Regions from separate parts of the Homo sapiens genome. Here region 2 is linked to region 1. The links are chromatin loops, found by intact Hi-C in ENCODE. Cell type or tissue: GM12878. All regions are shown on one strand. Links, peaks and the distances in the headings refer to the core of each region. The heading gives the core; the rest is flanking DNA.

Region 1 (8,340 bases), core at 135-8,134:
AACTTAGAGAGTTGGTACAGCAAAGTAAGAGTCACATTATCCAAAGCTCTCATCCAACTTTTCATAGGTGAGCTGCAAATTTACTTCCTTGCTTCCTGGAAGCCAGCGCAAGCAGGATAATGACATGATCAGTCAAATAATTTACAATGATAATCAGAGACACTTGACTATTATTGGTATTGACATCTGAAAGGAATATCTCCCTCGGTGCTCATAAAGTTGCCGTTGTGTAATGTGGTAAATATCAGTCTGTCAGTAAATATAATAATGAGTTTTGTGGGGCTCTTTCTTAAAAGGATTTTCAGTGGTGACCAATGTCATATAGATAAAACATTGGTTAATAGAAGTAGTGTATTTTGTATAATAAATCCAGATATTTTGAAATCTTAGAAAAGCCAGGTCAGCCCAGGCCAGATAAGTTGTCAGTATTTACTTAGCAGTGAATCCCTTTTAGTCAGGGCATTTGCTCCTCATCACTCCTTATAGTCTTGCATCCAGCTTGCTTCAGTTATTTGTTTGTATTATCAGTCTGGTCCCTATATGCATTTATATTTGTGACCCATGGAAAGATGTGCATGACCAGGGTCTGTCTAGCCCTTTCCCTCTCTACACTTTTCAGCTTCCATATTAGTACACAGTGATTTCTTTTCCTCTTCCCAGCTGCTTCTGACAGTAGTTTTCTCAAATATTTCTTCCATTCTCTTTCAGTCATCTTTGAGGAAGGAGTGCTCACATTCACTCTCCTCCTGCTCTTGGCTTCAGAACCTGGAAGGTAAAGCCACTGACTTCCTGAAAACCTAGCAGCTCCATTTGCAGTGGCGTGTAAGGTCCATATGTATGGATGGCTTGCATGACTGGCCTGGAAACTGACGCCAAAGGAATTCCCATGAAAATGCTTTTGTCTTGAGCCAAGGAGCCTGGGGTAACTTTGAGTAAAGAATGACCATGACCACTTGTTTCAGAAATTTTAAGTAGCTTTGGCTACTTAAGATTTGGCTTTCATTTTCTAGTGTGATGTGAAAGAAATGCTGCTTGCCCAATTAATTGGTAGTAGAGGAAAATCCATGCAAGCACCTGAAATGAGAGTGATTTGTATGTGAACTTCCTACTTTCTTTAAAATTCAGAATTCTCAGAAGGACGAGTGAGTGCATTTGTCCCCAGCTAGCAAGTACTGATGCTCTAAAAGCATCATGTGAAGTCAAGGCAATTGGGATGTTTTACAGGAGCAGTTAACTATCTCGACAACAACTCTTTGATGATTTTATAGCCAAGAATTCTTGACAATGAGCAGAATTTAGGAAGTGACACACATGTGTGTACTTTTAAAAAAAGGAAGTAGGCATTTTGACTTTTCAGTGGATTGGAGAGGGCATTATTAATACAATATTGGCACACTGTCTGTCTATGTAAATTAGGGGACCGAACTGAAAGAAATGAGAGATTTTGCATGTTCTTACTCATATGTGGCAGCTAAAAATTTAAAAAGTTGAATTCATGGAGATAGAGTAGAATGAGGTTACAAGAGGCTGGGAAAGGTAGTGGGGAGTGGGGGACAAAGTGAGGATGGCTAATGGAGACAAAAATATAGTTAGAATGAATAAGATCTAGTATGCAGTAGCACAATAGGGTGACTACAGTTAACAATAATCTATTGTTTATTTTAAAATAATTAAGAGTGGAGCTGGAATGCTTCTAACACAAAGAAATGATAAATGCTTGAAGTGATGGATATCCCAATTACCCTGGTTTGATCATTACATATTAAATGCCATATAAAATCATTACATATATCTCATAAAGATATACAACTATTATGTACTTGTAATAATTAAAAATAAAAATAAATAAATAAGAAGGAAATAAGAATGAGACAGAGGAGACCGGAAATACAATTTAGATTCAAAACCAAGATGAATTAGCTAGGACTCTTTCTTGTAAGGAGCAAATGAACAACACATTTCAAAGGTGGCCAAAAAAGTATAATTCAAAACTTTCGTGTTTTATTGTTTATTGTTGACTGTGCCCCTTCTCTCCAAACCACATTCATTTATTTACACTTTTTGCATTATTCTTGCTTACGTGTTTGTGGGAAGGTAGCCCCCCAGATCAGCTTGGGAAGTAAGGGAACCTAAAAAGAAGTTTGTAGTTCAGGCTCAGCAGCTCATGCCTATAATCCCAGCACTTTGGGAGGTTGAGGCAGGAGGATTGCTTTAAGCCTGGATACCAGCCTCAGCTACAAAGTGAGACCTCATCTCTACAAAAAATTAAGAAAAAAACTTAGCCAAGCATAGTGGCATGTGCCTATAGTCCTGGCTACCTGGGAGGCTGAGGCAAGAGAATCACTTAAGCCCAGGAGTTCAAAGCTGCAGTGAGCTGTGATCATGCCACTGCATTCCAGCCTAGGCGACAGAGCAAGACACTGTATCTAAAAAAAAAAAAAAGTTTTTATATATTCACATATTGCCCCCTAATTCATTAAACCTCAGGTATTTAGCCCCTTCAAAGCTGCCGCTGACAAATGCCCTGTAAGCCTTAGCACACATGGGGTGGGCCTGGCTCTGAGCTTCACTGGGTCCCACTGTAGTGCCTGAAGAATGTCCTCACAGGAAACTGAAGATTGGTGACAGACGGGCCTGTCAGTGGCTCTAGTTTTTACTCTCATGGAAGCAAAACCCACCAGGCACTTTTTTGGCTAATGGGTTCAAGGCACCAAAATGCATTTAGAGGTGTTGGCCGTGGCAAGGGCTGCAGTGGCGCTGCCAAGTTCTGCAGATGCTGTCCCAGGTCCCCCTGGCCTCTCACTGAGCAGCTCTCCCATTCCTCAGTCCTCATGTTCAGCCAGGTTTCCTCTCCTGCTCTTATGCTGTCGCCCTGAAGGCCCAGCGCTCTCACTTGCAGTGTGGTGAGACTGGTTTGCAAACTCCAAAAAGCCCCATGTCTGTCTTACTCCCACTCTTAGTTTAGCCAGAACTGCAGGGAGATAGATTTATTACTCCCATACAAACATCCCCACACCTAATTATTCTTCCTGAAGCATTCATTACTTCCCTTAAAAAATTACTTAGAGCACCCGACTGGTGTTCTATTCTCAATCTGATTTGCATCAGAGACAATGACACATTCTCAAGTCAGCCTTCTTGAGCAGCAGGGACAAGAGTCCTTCACTTTGATGGAAGGAGGAAGTGGATGCTTTCTGATAAATAGTGAAGCCCTTTCTCCCCAGTGCCTGTAAAGGTCAACATCATTTTCACCTTGAACCCTCACCTCGAAATTGCTCTCAAGGTGAAGTATGGATTCCTGGCTGACTTTCACATGCCCTAATACATGGGGATGTTATGTGACCTAAAAAACTCCTGCACAAGGTGAGATGACACGTCATTACAGACTGTAATTTCTACTGCGAACTAACACACATCTGGAAGGAAGTAACTTTATGAGGCAGAAAATTAAAGCACTCACTTCCAGCTTTGCCTATGCTTTACCACAGTCAGAATACACACCACTATTTTCTGAAAAGCCAAAAAAGCAAATAAGGTATTGATTGAATATAAAAGAAAAGAGAATTTGGTAGTAAATAATAAACAAGAAAGTTTGAATGCCTAGTCTGGAGGGTGAAAATAAAATCACTTTCCCCATAAGTATCACTTTACTACCTTGTACTCTTGTACTGTGGTGCAGGGAAGTGGATTCAGTCGTTTTTAAAACAAGGACTGTGTTACAACCATAGGCAGAACATTGTTCTAGAACAGAGAAATGTACAAAAAGAAGTTTGCTACAAAAAAGAATTTCTTATGACCAATTAGTCTTGGTGAATCATTTCTTTCCAAAGCTACCAAATGAAATGGCTTTAGGATACTCACTCAGAAATTAAAAGGACATTTTCATTTTGCACAGCCAGAACATTAATTCATGAATTATTTAATATAATGTTAATTTATACTGACAACTGACTATAAGCCTCAATTAAAATATCCTGAAAAACTCATTACCCATCAACCTATCTCATAATGAATGTGTCACATCCTATTTAGAAAAAATAAATGAAGACCAGTGCAAATGGTAATTGTATATTGTATTTTGTAAGCATCAGAATTCAGCTGGTGTGGCAGTAATCAAAGTGTGGTCTTAAAGATCATAGAAACTAAGACTTTTCCAGCTAGACACCAAATAGGTTCTTGTTGTCACTTAACAATATTTGTGTTTCTGGCATCATCATAAATTCCATATTCTTGTTTCTGGCATGAATTGTTTGTTCATGACAAATCTCATTTTGATCAACTTCTGATTTCTGTCCTAATGGCTAAAGGAAAAGACAGAGCAGAGGAAAAGATTTAAACTAAACTGAAGAGGTCCATTAACTGATAAAAGGGTCAATCTCTGACCTAGAGATGATTTTCTATAGAAAAGAAGCAGTGTGGCATGGTGGTTAAGAACACAGGGTTTGTCTAACTGGGTCTGTGTTTCAGCTCTTTCTTAAAAGATTATGGCTGTCCTTGTTAAGGACTTGCATTAGTTAGTGTAATGTTAGCTGTTGTAACAGATTCAATGCAGTATAAAGGCACAAATGTAATCATAGTTTATTTTAATCATCTTTTTTTTTCCAGTTTGAGGTGAATCCTACTGGATGGCAGGTAACTCTCTCCATGCAGTGAGTCAGGGACCCAGACTTTTTCCATCTGGTGGCTCTGCATCCCTCTAGGTTCTTGTGATTGTAGCTGGTACAAGGAGAAAGAGAATGGAGAGGGCAAACCCTTTCTTTCAAGCCTTGGCTAGAATTAAGGCACTTCACATCCACTGACATTCCATTGGTAAAAATGTGTCATGGGATCACATCTAGGCCAAGGGGCAGGGGGCTGGGAATGTCTCTCTCTAGCCATTTCCCAATAACAATTTCAAAACTATAAACATGGTGGAGAGGCATGAGTTTTAGCAGATTGGTGGCTAAAAGGGCTGTTTATTAGAGATGACAAATTCTGTGGAAGGAAATTTTTCAGATCTTAGATTTGTGGGTAACTGAGGGATTTAAAAAAAAATCGACCAGTCGTGGGGGATTAAACCTGAGAACAGTGAGATTAAATCTGAAGGAAAGTCAGTCCCAGGGGCTCATCCCTCAGCTAAGAGGAGAGGCATTATACATCAGAAGAGTAGAGTGACACCAGTTAACAGAGGCGTCAAAAGGCAGAGTCCTAATGATTAGAGCTTCTCATTGGGCCAATCTTCAAGGGAGGACTGTCCGCTTGGTTCTGTGCTTGGGGCTACAGTTACAAGGGTGGCTGAAGTTTGCCTCTACCCTCAAAGAGGAAATAGAGAAAAATCTGTACTCCGGAGGCAGAGGGGAGTTTTTGGAGGCTCAAAGAGTGTGTGTGTGTGTGTGTGTGTGTGTGTGTGTGTGAGAGAGAGAGAGAGAGAGAGAGGCTCTAGTTGAAGATGAAAATGTGTTGGTGTGGTCCTCCGATTTCATTGCAAGGAATCAAACTTCTCTGCAATGGCCCCTCCTGGTCTTCCTACCTACCTTAATTAGCTCTCTGTACTCTGAAGTATTTAAGCAGTACCAAGGAATGGTTAAAGAAAAAGTGAGGTAATCACAGAATAAAAGGTATAAATAGATGTTAAGTACAAGCATAATTACTGGATCACTGTTTCTGGTGGCAGAAATCTGAAAAGATTCTTAATGTCCATCATTAAAGGGAATGGCTGAATAAGGTATGTTCCACCAACACTGGGGATTACTACAAAGCTATTAAAAAGAATGACTGGGCGGGTCGCGGTGGCTCACGCCTGTAATCTCAGCACTTTGGGAAGCCGAGGTGGGCAGATTACCTAAGGTCAGGAGTTCAAGACCAGCCTGGCCAACATGGCAAAACCCTGTCTCTACTAAAAATACAAAAATTAGCCGGGTGTGGTGGCACACACCTGTAATTCCAGCTACTAGGGAGGCTGAGGCAGGAGAATCGCTTGAACCTGGGAGGCGGAGGTTGCACTGAGCTGAGATTGTGCCACTGCACTCCAGCCTAGGCGAGAGAGAGAGACTCTGTCTCAAAAAAAAAAGAAAAGAAAAGAATGACTTTGATCTGTACGTCCTGACCTGGAAGGATGTCTATGGATAAAGTAAGCTACAGAGATCCTACCTTTGTATAGACAAATGGAAATATAAAACCCCATGCATGTGTATCTGTGTAAGCATAGAGAGATGTGTTAGAATGCATTCCAAGTTTTAGCACTTATTTGGAGGAGGGAGTGGGACTTGCAATTATTAACTTTTTACTTAAGCATCACTGTTTTGTAAATTAATAATTAATAAACAGGGAACAAAACTACAAGGATGCCTTAAATCTCAGAAACTGGTAAATTCAGAATTTTCCCACCACCTGAGCTCTGATAATTTACTTTTTATTCAACATTTATTTATTCAGTGTTTCCTGGGTGTCAGGTGCCTTTATAAACATTATTCAGTCTTTAGAATAATCTGAGGAGATGGTATTTACAGGTGATGAGATAAGACACAGACAGCTTTAGGAACTTGCTCAGGGTCAAATCTGTGGGAAGATGGAGTAAGCATTTGTGGTCAGTCCCTTCTGGCCCCAGAGCCTGCACACTTTCATCCACACCTCACTCTCTAAAAATGGGGAAGAGAAGCGGAACTTGATTTTTGAGGTTAGTCTAGCATTCTAAGCCTGATTAACTAGTAAAGGTCCTAGTTTACATGTGGAAGGATGATCTAGAGCAGGTAAGAATCCTGTTGGTTATAATCCCAGTCCTTGCTGACAAGCCTAAGCAAAAATACTGGAAAGACTCAATCTTGAAAGAATCCCCTTAGAGAGTCACTTGGTGACATTTCTACCACGGGCAGAGAAGGCTGAAAGGAACACCAGGAAATTGAATATAACTCTCCTCTGAGTATCTCAGGGCATGGTGGGAAGAACAGTTGTACTATTAGCTAGGCTTTGACCCAGAGGTATTCTGAGAGGCCCTTTGTGGGTATAATCTCATTTTCTCTCTTTTCTTCTCCAGTTGGGAGCTATTCGGTTACGATTATGGGCTTCAAACAATTAGAAGAGCTTAGAGGCCATGAATTTCTTCACAACATGCATTTCTAGCCAGAGACTGCATGGCTTAAGACACAGAGAAAACACATTTCTAAATTTTTACCGGAACTGGCAGTTCTGGCAAGGATTTTAAAATGTAAGTCTTTTGTGGTGGGCTGAGTTTTAGCGCCAGGGCTCCAGGTTGTGAGAGTCACCACAGGAAGTTCAGAAGGCCACACTACCTTCTCTTGCTTGGACACAGGCATTTTCCATAGCACTCTTTCCAGCTGTGCTCTCCCCACAGATTGCAAACTAATAGGAATATTATATTTTTTAATCAGAATAAAATTAGATACTTAGAAACATGGTTTAATAAAGCTAAAGAAAAGAAGAAAGTGGAAGGCAATGGTTCTCAACATTAAAATCTCCTGGAGACCTTTAAATGTCTCAATGCCCAGGCTACACCCCAGACCATTTAAGTCAGTCCATGGGGGTGGAACCCAGGCACCAGTGGCTTCTGAAGCTCTCCAGGTGGTTCCACTGTGCAGCTAGAGACAAGAGCCACTGGCTCACTGACCAACATTCTCACCCAGTAGAAGCAGTGACGATGGTCCAGCAGCTGTGCTTGGATTCACAGGGCTGGGATCACCCCAGGAGATCCCTGACAGCTGGTGTGGGAATTCAGGGCTCAGTTAGAGACCTTTGGGCAGAGAGGATTTAGGGCCCCACTCTTTAGCTCAGTAGTGAGCAGCAAGCTGTCCTCAACAGCCAACTCACAAAAACCAAAATATATTTACGATCTGTGTTCTTTTTCTATTCTGAATGGAAATAACTTGTTTGAGGCCCATAAAAAATAACTAGTGTTACAATTTAAGATTACCTATTTTGCTAAACAGAAGGCCGTCTAGGAACACTAGCAAATCTTTTTAATACTTTAGAATACTTATCTGAGTATTTTTGAGAAAGGAAAATGGAGACAGTTCTCTATCTTCAGATTACATCATGGACCTTGGAGTGAAACCAGGTGGTTTGTGGGTGGCTCTGGAATGTTGAATTGTTCATCTTTGCTTTAGTTTATGGTTCCCTAATCACTACATGAACATTAGCTAATTAAATCTATTTTCTGAAACTCTCCACTTATTAAGAAACAGTCTGTAATCTGCTTTAGACTTGGAATCTTCTTTCATGAGACCAACAGAATGGCTAAAAATTTGAAAATAGCAACAATTGGCCTTGGAGAAAGAGTAAGTGTAAACATCATTTGTTCACGTGGTGAATTTACTAAATGGAGTTTGATACAATCATAGTGCCCTA
Region 2 (8,340 bases), core at 1-8,000, 62 kb before region 1:
GTCTATAATTTTCTATGGTAACTCTCAACAGCCTGAAAATAGCAGAAGCCACAGCATCAGAGGCTGAGAAAATGATGATGGATAAATTCAAGTTCGGAAGTTGAAATGATAAAGTGGGAGGAAGGTGGGGTGGTGAAGGCATCTGGGGTGCTTTCTGAGTAATCATCTATTAATTCAACAAAAAGTTATTGAACACATACTGTCTACAAGGCATTGTCCTAGTCATTCTGGGGATACATCAGTGAACATAACAAAGATCTCTAAACTTTGTTCACAGATAAAGTGAGATGAGGAATATATAATAAACAGAATACATCATGAATACAATAAAATTGTGTGCTTGGGAACAAAGGAAACTAAGGAGCAAGGGATAGGGAATTGGGAGTATAGTTAGTGTGTGTGTGTGTGTGTGTGTGTGTGTGTGTGAGAGAGAGAGAGAGAGAGAGAGAGAGAGAGAGAGAGAGAGAGAGAGAAAGGCTGGGCAATAAAGACCTAAAGGAGGTGAGGGAGTGAGTCATGAAGATATGTTGGGGGAGAAGGTCAAGGAGTGAGAGCATCTGGACCACTAGGATCTAGAATAGGCAGTGCAGAAAGAAAGGTAAGGCAAGGACCTGCCTTAGATGGAGAAAACAGAGATGGGGTAGGTACAATTCATTAGGGAAAGAGAGCAGTCAGGAGGTCATCAGCCAAAGTGGGGAACTCCTGAGCCTGGAGTCACAGAACTTTACAACTCTCATCTTAAATCTACTCCCTTTGCTCACAGAACTACTGTTAAATGTTCCGGTGACACAGTCTGCAGTGGTGCACCCCTCTTCCTGCTATGAGTTCAGAACAACTGCTAAGTGGGCATACTGAAAATTCAAATTTCACAGGAGAGGGCTTTTTGGTAAAAAATGTATAAAAAGAATTGAGTGACTTGCACATTAAAATATGCCTTCTTTAGAGGTTTAAAAACAAAGATAGAGGCCAGGCACGGTGGCTCACACCTGTAATTCCAGGATTTTGGGAGGCCGAAGCGGGTGAATCACTTGAGGTCAGAAGCTCGAGACTAGCCTGGCCAACATGGAGAAACCCTGCCTCTACTAAAAATATTTTAAAAAATTAGCTGGGTATGGTAGCAGGCTCCTGTAATCCCAGCTACTAGGGAGGCTGAGGCAGGAGAATCGCTTGAACCCAGGAGGCGGAGGTTGCAGTGAGCCGAGATCACCCCACTGCACTCCAGCCTGGGTGACAGAGGGAGACTCCGTCTCAAAATAAATAAATTTAATTAAATAAATAAATAGATAAATAGAATTGTGAGGCATGTAATTGTACCAATAAGATGATCACAACATTGTCAGATAACACCATCCAAAATCATATGCATAGAAAAAAAGGATAGAAGAAAACACCAAAATATCTACTGTAGCTGGATATCGTTGGGTAGTGGGATTACACAAACTGTTTTCTTTATTTGTTTCTACTTGTTTTACTTTTAATAATGGCTGAAGAATTTTTACTTAAAAGTAGGCTGTTTGTAGCAATGTTGGTTTAAGTATAGTCCTACTAGACAAGAAGAAAATGTAATAGAGTACAAATTGATAACTAACATAGGAAATAAAAATAGTAAAGACATGGAAATCTACTCAACATCATTAATTACCAAAGAGAAACGAAAATTGAAACTTTAAACATTTTTATTTTTTGCTCATTAAATTGGTAATTTAAAGAAGATTTATAATGTGGAACTAAAAAAAAAATGGAGACGAAATAATCAATGAAATCATTTGACAAAATTTCCCAGAACTAAAGGAAATTGAAAGAGTCTACTGAGTGGCCATCAACATAGATGAAAATAGACTCTGCCGGGCACGGTGGCTCATGCCTGTAATCCTAGCACTTTGGGAGGCCGAAGCAGGTGGATCATGAGGTCAAGAGATGGAGACCATCTTGGCCAAGGTGGTGAAACCCCATCTCTACTAAAAATACAAAAATTAGCCAGGTGTGGTGGCGGGCGGCTGTAGTCTCAGCTACTTGGGAGGCTGAGGCAGGAGAATCTCTTGAACTCAGGAGGTGGAGGTTGCAGTGAGCCAAGATGGCGCCACTGCGCTCCAGCCTGTGTGACAGAGCGAGACTCTGACTCAAAAAAAAAAAAAGAAAAGAAAAGAAAAGAAAAGAAAAGAAAATAGATTCATACATATTCTCACAAAATTCCACAACACAGGGGACATAGATAAGATCCTACAAATGTCTAGGGAGAAAAGAAAACAACTTATGTAGAAAAGGATCATGAATCAGAACAGTTCTGGATTGTCCAACAGCAAAACTGGAAACTAAAAGAAAATGAAGAAATGTCTCCAAAATATAGGAACAGAATAATTTCCAACCTTTAGTTTTCGACCTACCAAGTTATTAATCAAATGAGGATAGGCATTTGCAAAATATCGTAAATTTACCTCTGATTCATTCTTTCTTAGGAAGGCTATTGGTGGGTGCATCCACAAAACTGGGGAGTCAACCAAGAAAGAGAAGAGCTAAAAGAAGAGTGAGGGAAAGAGCATATCTAGACTGATGTTAAAGAAAGACCTTAGGCCAGGTGCAGTGGCTCACACCTGTAATCTTACCACTTTGGGAGTCTGAGGTGAGAGGATGGCTTGAACCCAGGAGTTCAAAACCAGCCTGGGTGATGTAGCCCCATCTCTACAAAAAATAAAAAATTAGCGGGGCGTAGTGGTATGCACATGTGGCCTCGGCTACTCAGGAGGCTGAAGTGGGAGGATCACTTGAGCCCAGGATATCGAGGCTGCAGTGAATTGTGATTGTGCCACTGCACTCCTGCCTGGGCAACAGAGTGGGACCCTGTCTTGAAAAAAAAAAAAAAAAGAAAAAGAAAAAGAAGAAAAGAAAGACCCCCAAATGCCGGTTCAGATCAGAGGTCAAGAGGTCAGAGGTCTCCAAGAGAAAATTCTTCAGGGCTTTGATTTTATGAATACCTGACGCTTCTAAACACCTTAAGAGGAATTAAGATGATCCACAGAGACTTTGTGATTGACACAATAGAAAGTATGTTTAAAAATAAAATTAGTAATTATTAACTTTAAAAAACCCCACAAAGCTGTACAGGAAAGGGAATATAAATACTAGTATCGCCTCTGACTCATTTCTGACTAATGTCTAAGATGTCATCAGAATGTAAATACTGAATATGTCTCTAGTAGAATTGTGATATGACTCTGTTGGGGAGATAGGGTACTGAGAAGGGCTATGTGTATGTGGAGAGAAGAAAGTGAAATCCTTTTCTTTTATGGAAGCAAATTTAGAAAGAACACCTAAGCCAGTTACCCCCTCTCTTTCTGGACATTCTCATGTTTGGATGGGGAGTTATTAGGAAGACAAACAGCCTGAGAATAAAGATGACACACTGAGAAAAGCAGAATGGAAAGCAGAAACTGGGCCCTTGATGATCTGTGACTGAATTAACTAATCCCGGAATTGGTCTACCTCCGATCTATTTGTGTAAGGTCCTCAGTGACGATGCTGTGAGCATCTATGGCTTCCACATTCAAGTACTTTGCACAACTATCTCCGCAAATTGGTACAACTTCTAGACAAGGCATATAAAACTCCAGAGGCCACGAAAAAGGTCAATGTTAATGATAAGATATATTATTATTAAGCACTGACAATATGCCACATCCTTCAGGCTACCTGAAGATTGATAGCCCTTTCCGACTATGAGTTTTACTGCCTATGGCCTTAAATTTTTGTATCCACAGAATTATTGAAAGAAAAAAATGACTTTACTGAAAATAACCACACTAATATTTATGTATAAGTTTATACTTTTAAAAAATAATTTTGACACATGACAAGTAACTATTCTGAAGAAACACATTATTATGTGCTACCTACTTCACAAATGATAAACTAAGGAAATGAGTAAGACCACATATAAATTTCTACAAGAACTTTTAAATACAGTTGACCCTTGAACAACATCAGTTTGAACTGTAAGCATCCACCTATATGCGAATTTTAAAAATAAATATATTTGAAAACTTTTTGGAGATTTGCAACAATTTGTAAAAACTTGCAGATGAACTGTGTAGCCTAGAAGTAGTTCTAAAATTAAGAAAAAGGTATGTCACAAATGCATAAAATATACACAGACACTAGTCTATCATTTACTACCATAAAATATTCAGAAATCTATTATAAAATGTTAAAATGGGACTATGCCTGGCTACTCAGGAGGCGGAGGTAGGAGGATGGCTTGAGCCCAGGAGTTCTAGTCTACAGTGAGCCATGATCCTGCCACTGCATTCCAGCCTGGGTGACAGAGCAAGACCCTGTCTCAAAAGAAAAAAAAAAAAAAAGAAAACCACCCACACAAACACAGACTGTACATGGCACTATTTGCAGTTGAGAGAAATGTAAACAAATGTAAAGATGCAATATTCTATCATAACTGCATAAATTAACTGCAACAATACTGTAATACTGTACTACTGTAACAATTTTGTAGCCGCCTCTTGTTACTATTGCAGTGAGCTCAAGTGTTGCAAGTATCTGCTTAAAATGCCACTGTGATGCTAATCATCTCCAAGTGAGCAGTTCATTTCTCCAGTAAATTGTGGATTGCAGTAGAAAGTGATCTCTCCCAGTTCTCCTGTATTTTTCCTGTTTAGTGCAATAATGTAAACCTGGAATAACACCATGAGACTCATATAAAGTGCTACTAGTGATGCTGGAAGTGCTCCCAAGAAGTGGAGAAAAGTCATGATGTTGCAAAGAAAAATTGAATTGCTTGATCTGAACCACAGATTGAGGTCTGCAGCTGCGGTTGCCTGCCATTTTAGGCAGATCATTCACCTCATATACAGACAATGTAAACCTGTGGTGTCAATAGAGTGCAGTGTTGTAAATGTATTTTTTCTTCCATATGATTTTGATTTTCTTCCTTTTTTTTTTTTGGGATAAGGTCTCAGTCTGTAGCCCAGGCTGAAGTGCAGTGGTGGAGTCATGGCTCACTGCAGCCTCAACTTCCCCAGGCTCAGGTGATTCTCCTACCTCAGCCTCCTGAGTAGCTGGGACTACAGATGCATGTCACTATGCCTGCTAATTTTTCTATTTTTTGTAGAGACAATGTTTTCCCATGGTTAGTCTCGAACTCCTGGGTTCAAGAGATTCGTCCACCTCAGCCTTCTAAAGTACTGGGATTACAGGTGTGAGCCACTGTGCTTGGCTTCCATATAATTTTCTCAATAACATTTTTTTTCTTTTTTTTTTTGGAGATGGGTCTTGTTCTGTTGCCCAGGCTGGAGTACAGTGGTGTGAATATAGCTAATTGTAACCTTGAACTCCTGGGCTCAAGTGATCCTCCCACCTCAGCCTCCAGAGTAGCTAAGACTAGACTACAGGCACGCACCACCATACTTAGCTAATTAAATTTTTTTTTTTTTTTTATAGAAATGGAGTCTTGCTATGTTGCTCAGGCCGGTCTTGAACTCCTGGTCTCAAGACAGTCCTTCCTGGGATTATAGACATGAGCCACCACACCTGGCCAAGATTTTCTTTTCTCTAGCTTATGTTAAGAATATATAATACATATGACATACAAAATATATGTTAATTGATTGTTTTATGTTTTCAGTAAGGCTTCCAGTCAACAGTAGGCTATTAGTAGCTAAGTTTTTGGGGAGTTATATGCAAAAGTTATATGCAGATTTTCGACTGAGAGAAAGATCCATGTACACATTGTTCAAGGGTTAATTGTGCTGTATATAGAATAAAAAAAAATTTGTAACCTCACAGGACAAAATAATGAAAATAAAAATAAAGATTAAAATAGGTAGAATTTTTTAAAATTAAGAAACTCACCTTTATAATAAACAACAATAATGTTGAACAATAATAATGTTGAAAGTAATCTTATAAATATGTTTGTTGGATGGGTGGGAATCCAAGGAAGCTTCAATCTCTAAACCTTTATCTTTAGCTGAAAAGGAATTCATCTATAACCAAATATAAAAACAGTGATAATAGCTTATAACTAGTAAGTTTCCTGGATATGCTAGGCACTATATTCAGTATTTTATTTGCAGTTTTATCATTTAATTTTCACATTTATCTTAGGTAGGGGGTATTATTATTGTCCCCATTAGGCTTGAGGAAAGTGTAGTTCATAGAGGTAAGATTTGTGCTTAATTCCAGAGCTTGGGTTCTTAACATCTGTGCTATATGCTCTTTCATTAACTATGAAGAAATCTGAAATCAAATGCAATAATAATACCTCATCCATTTTCTAATAGATTTCTACATTAACCATTGCAGTGTAGGTTAATATGGGCCAGATGCTCTCTGATTGCAGGCGCACACATTCCAGAGGCCCCACACCTCATATTCCCACAGCTCCTATCTCTCTTCATGCACAAATTTACTTGACCCTGGACTGGATGTACTATATAAAGGCTGCTTCATATTTGCTTGGGATTTTAATATTCTGTCTGAAGGTCTTTCACTTATTCACCATGTGGTGTGTGATGTCTGCTTTTGAATGCATGTGCCCAGAGACCACGGAGTGTGTCTGTCTCCCATGCTTGTTACAGAGCTGTCACCGTCATCAGCTTTGCCAATCATTCATGCAACCTATGAGTAAAAAAAATGAGTGGGCTGGAGGGCCTCAGTAAGGGGAAGACAGTGTTCATACCCTCCTCATGTACGGAGCCTGGGAGCTGTCCGAACCAAGTACCCAGGGAAGCATCGGCCCTCCCCACATCAAACACAGAGACACACAGAGTCTGAATTCTTCTGATATGGCCAGTGCTGACCTGCCAGCCTCCAAAGGTGTTTCATTTGCTTATCAAGAAATCTGGATAAAATGGCTTGTGAATAATGTCCCAGCATGCTCCTGACGAACCCCAAAATGAGATTCAAAAGCATTAAACAGGATTGGATTGTCAATAAATGATATGTAAGAACATTAACATAAAAAGCTTTTTTATCTGCCTCAGTTATTTAATCTCTGCCAGTTCAGATGTGCATCTCCTGTGCCCTGCTGTTAATACGTACTGACATCTGAAGTGAAGCGAGCTGTTTCCATATCCTTTGGAAATGGAAATGGAGGTGTCAAGGGAGCACAGAAAGTAGAAATGATGAAATGCTGTTCATCATAGTAGTGCTAATTAAAAATGCACAACAATACCACAAGGGCCATGAATTTATACAGTGGGTCTTCTGGATGATAAAATGTTAGTCTACCCTTTTGTCAGACAGAGGAGGGAATATAACCAGAGAGAGGAGACAACTTGCTAAGGTCAAAGTGATGATTTATGTCGGGGTCCAGAACCAAACCCAGGCCTTCTGGGAGTTCTTTCCCCTGCTCTGCAAGGCCTTCCCTAGCAAAACACTCTGTTGTCTATTAATTCATCTGCAAGAGACATTTTCACACGGTGCCAACGCACATGGTTTGGCTGACAGGACAGGCCCATGTTGTGATTGACTGGTCTGATCTTTCTCCCAGGCACCCAAACTCCTGGCGTCATACTTGCTCAGCCGTGTTCTATTATTTCTGTAGGGTGGATCATGGGTGAGTTTATTTTTTTCCGTTTTTCCTGTTTTTTAGTTTTTTAAATTTTTTTGTGGGTACATAGTAGGTACATACATTTATGGGGTACATGAGATGTTCTAATACAGACATGCAATGTGAAATATTGTTCCTTTCTTTTTTAAAAAGTTAATATTTACACTGTTTCTCCTATAACTAGTCTGTATTTTTTTGTGCTTTAAAAGAAAATATTTTAAAAAGGGTTTCAAGGTCCAAATAGGATCATGAGAATAGGTGGTTAGATTGGAGCAGAGTGTTGAAGCTGGGGGAAGGGAGATATAAGTACTTTAAGGCCAGATTGTCAGCTGATTTGGCCATGTAGGTGTTGAAGTGATGATAGTGTGAGATGGATCGGAGTCAGAGAGAAAGCTGGGAGTCAGGTGCCAATGTCTTCAATAAAGGGGCAGGGGTGTGGGGGGTAGAAATCAAAAAGGACAGTGGGTGCCTTAGCAAGGCAGCATAGACTTCAGTGGAAAATAGAAGAGTTATACTCTTGAAGCAGCACTGAGGCCCTGAAAGGGGAGGAGAGATGTGGGTGAGAGTCAGAGCTCCAGCAAGAAAAGGGGATTGAGTGACTATTTTGTTTGGAGGTTGAAGGTATGGGGAAGATTAGTTTCTCATTTTCTATTCTTTTTATTATAAAATATAACACACATAGAAAAAAGTACGTTAAGACCTAAATGTACAGCATAACAAATAATTATAAAGCATATAGCCATGTAACTGCTGCCCTGTTAAAGAAATAGTGTATCGTT

Evidence for each region. Peaks named below come from ENCODE experiments on the same cell type or tissue, not always from the same donor. Only the 100,000 strongest peaks of a DNase experiment are listed, where the experiment ranks them.
Region 2: it touches region 1 in a loop (5-fold over the local background); 3 of 110 quality-filtered maps call a loop at or near these places.

What each region holds. Positions count from the first base shown.
Region 1 is chr3:159,897,655-159,905,994 of GRCh38, reverse strand. No RefSeq gene overlaps it. Among named protein-coding and RNA genes, the nearest start is that of IL12A, 87 kb to the left of the region's middle. In GM12878, for the core only: no CTCF peak of the experiment used is centred there; a DNase peak (open chromatin) is centred at 3,275; H3K27ac peaks cover 1,095 bases.
Region 2 is chr3:159,959,364-159,967,703 of GRCh38, reverse strand. All of the region lies in intron 9 of IL12A-AS1 (IL12A antisense RNA 1), which reads left to right. Among named protein-coding and RNA genes, the nearest start is that of IL12A, 25 kb to the left of the region's middle. RefSeq lists an enhancer at 3,265-3,544. In GM12878, for the core only: no CTCF peak of the experiment used is centred there; a DNase peak (open chromatin) is centred at 3,223; H3K4me3 peaks cover 548 bases; H3K27ac peaks cover 1,125 bases.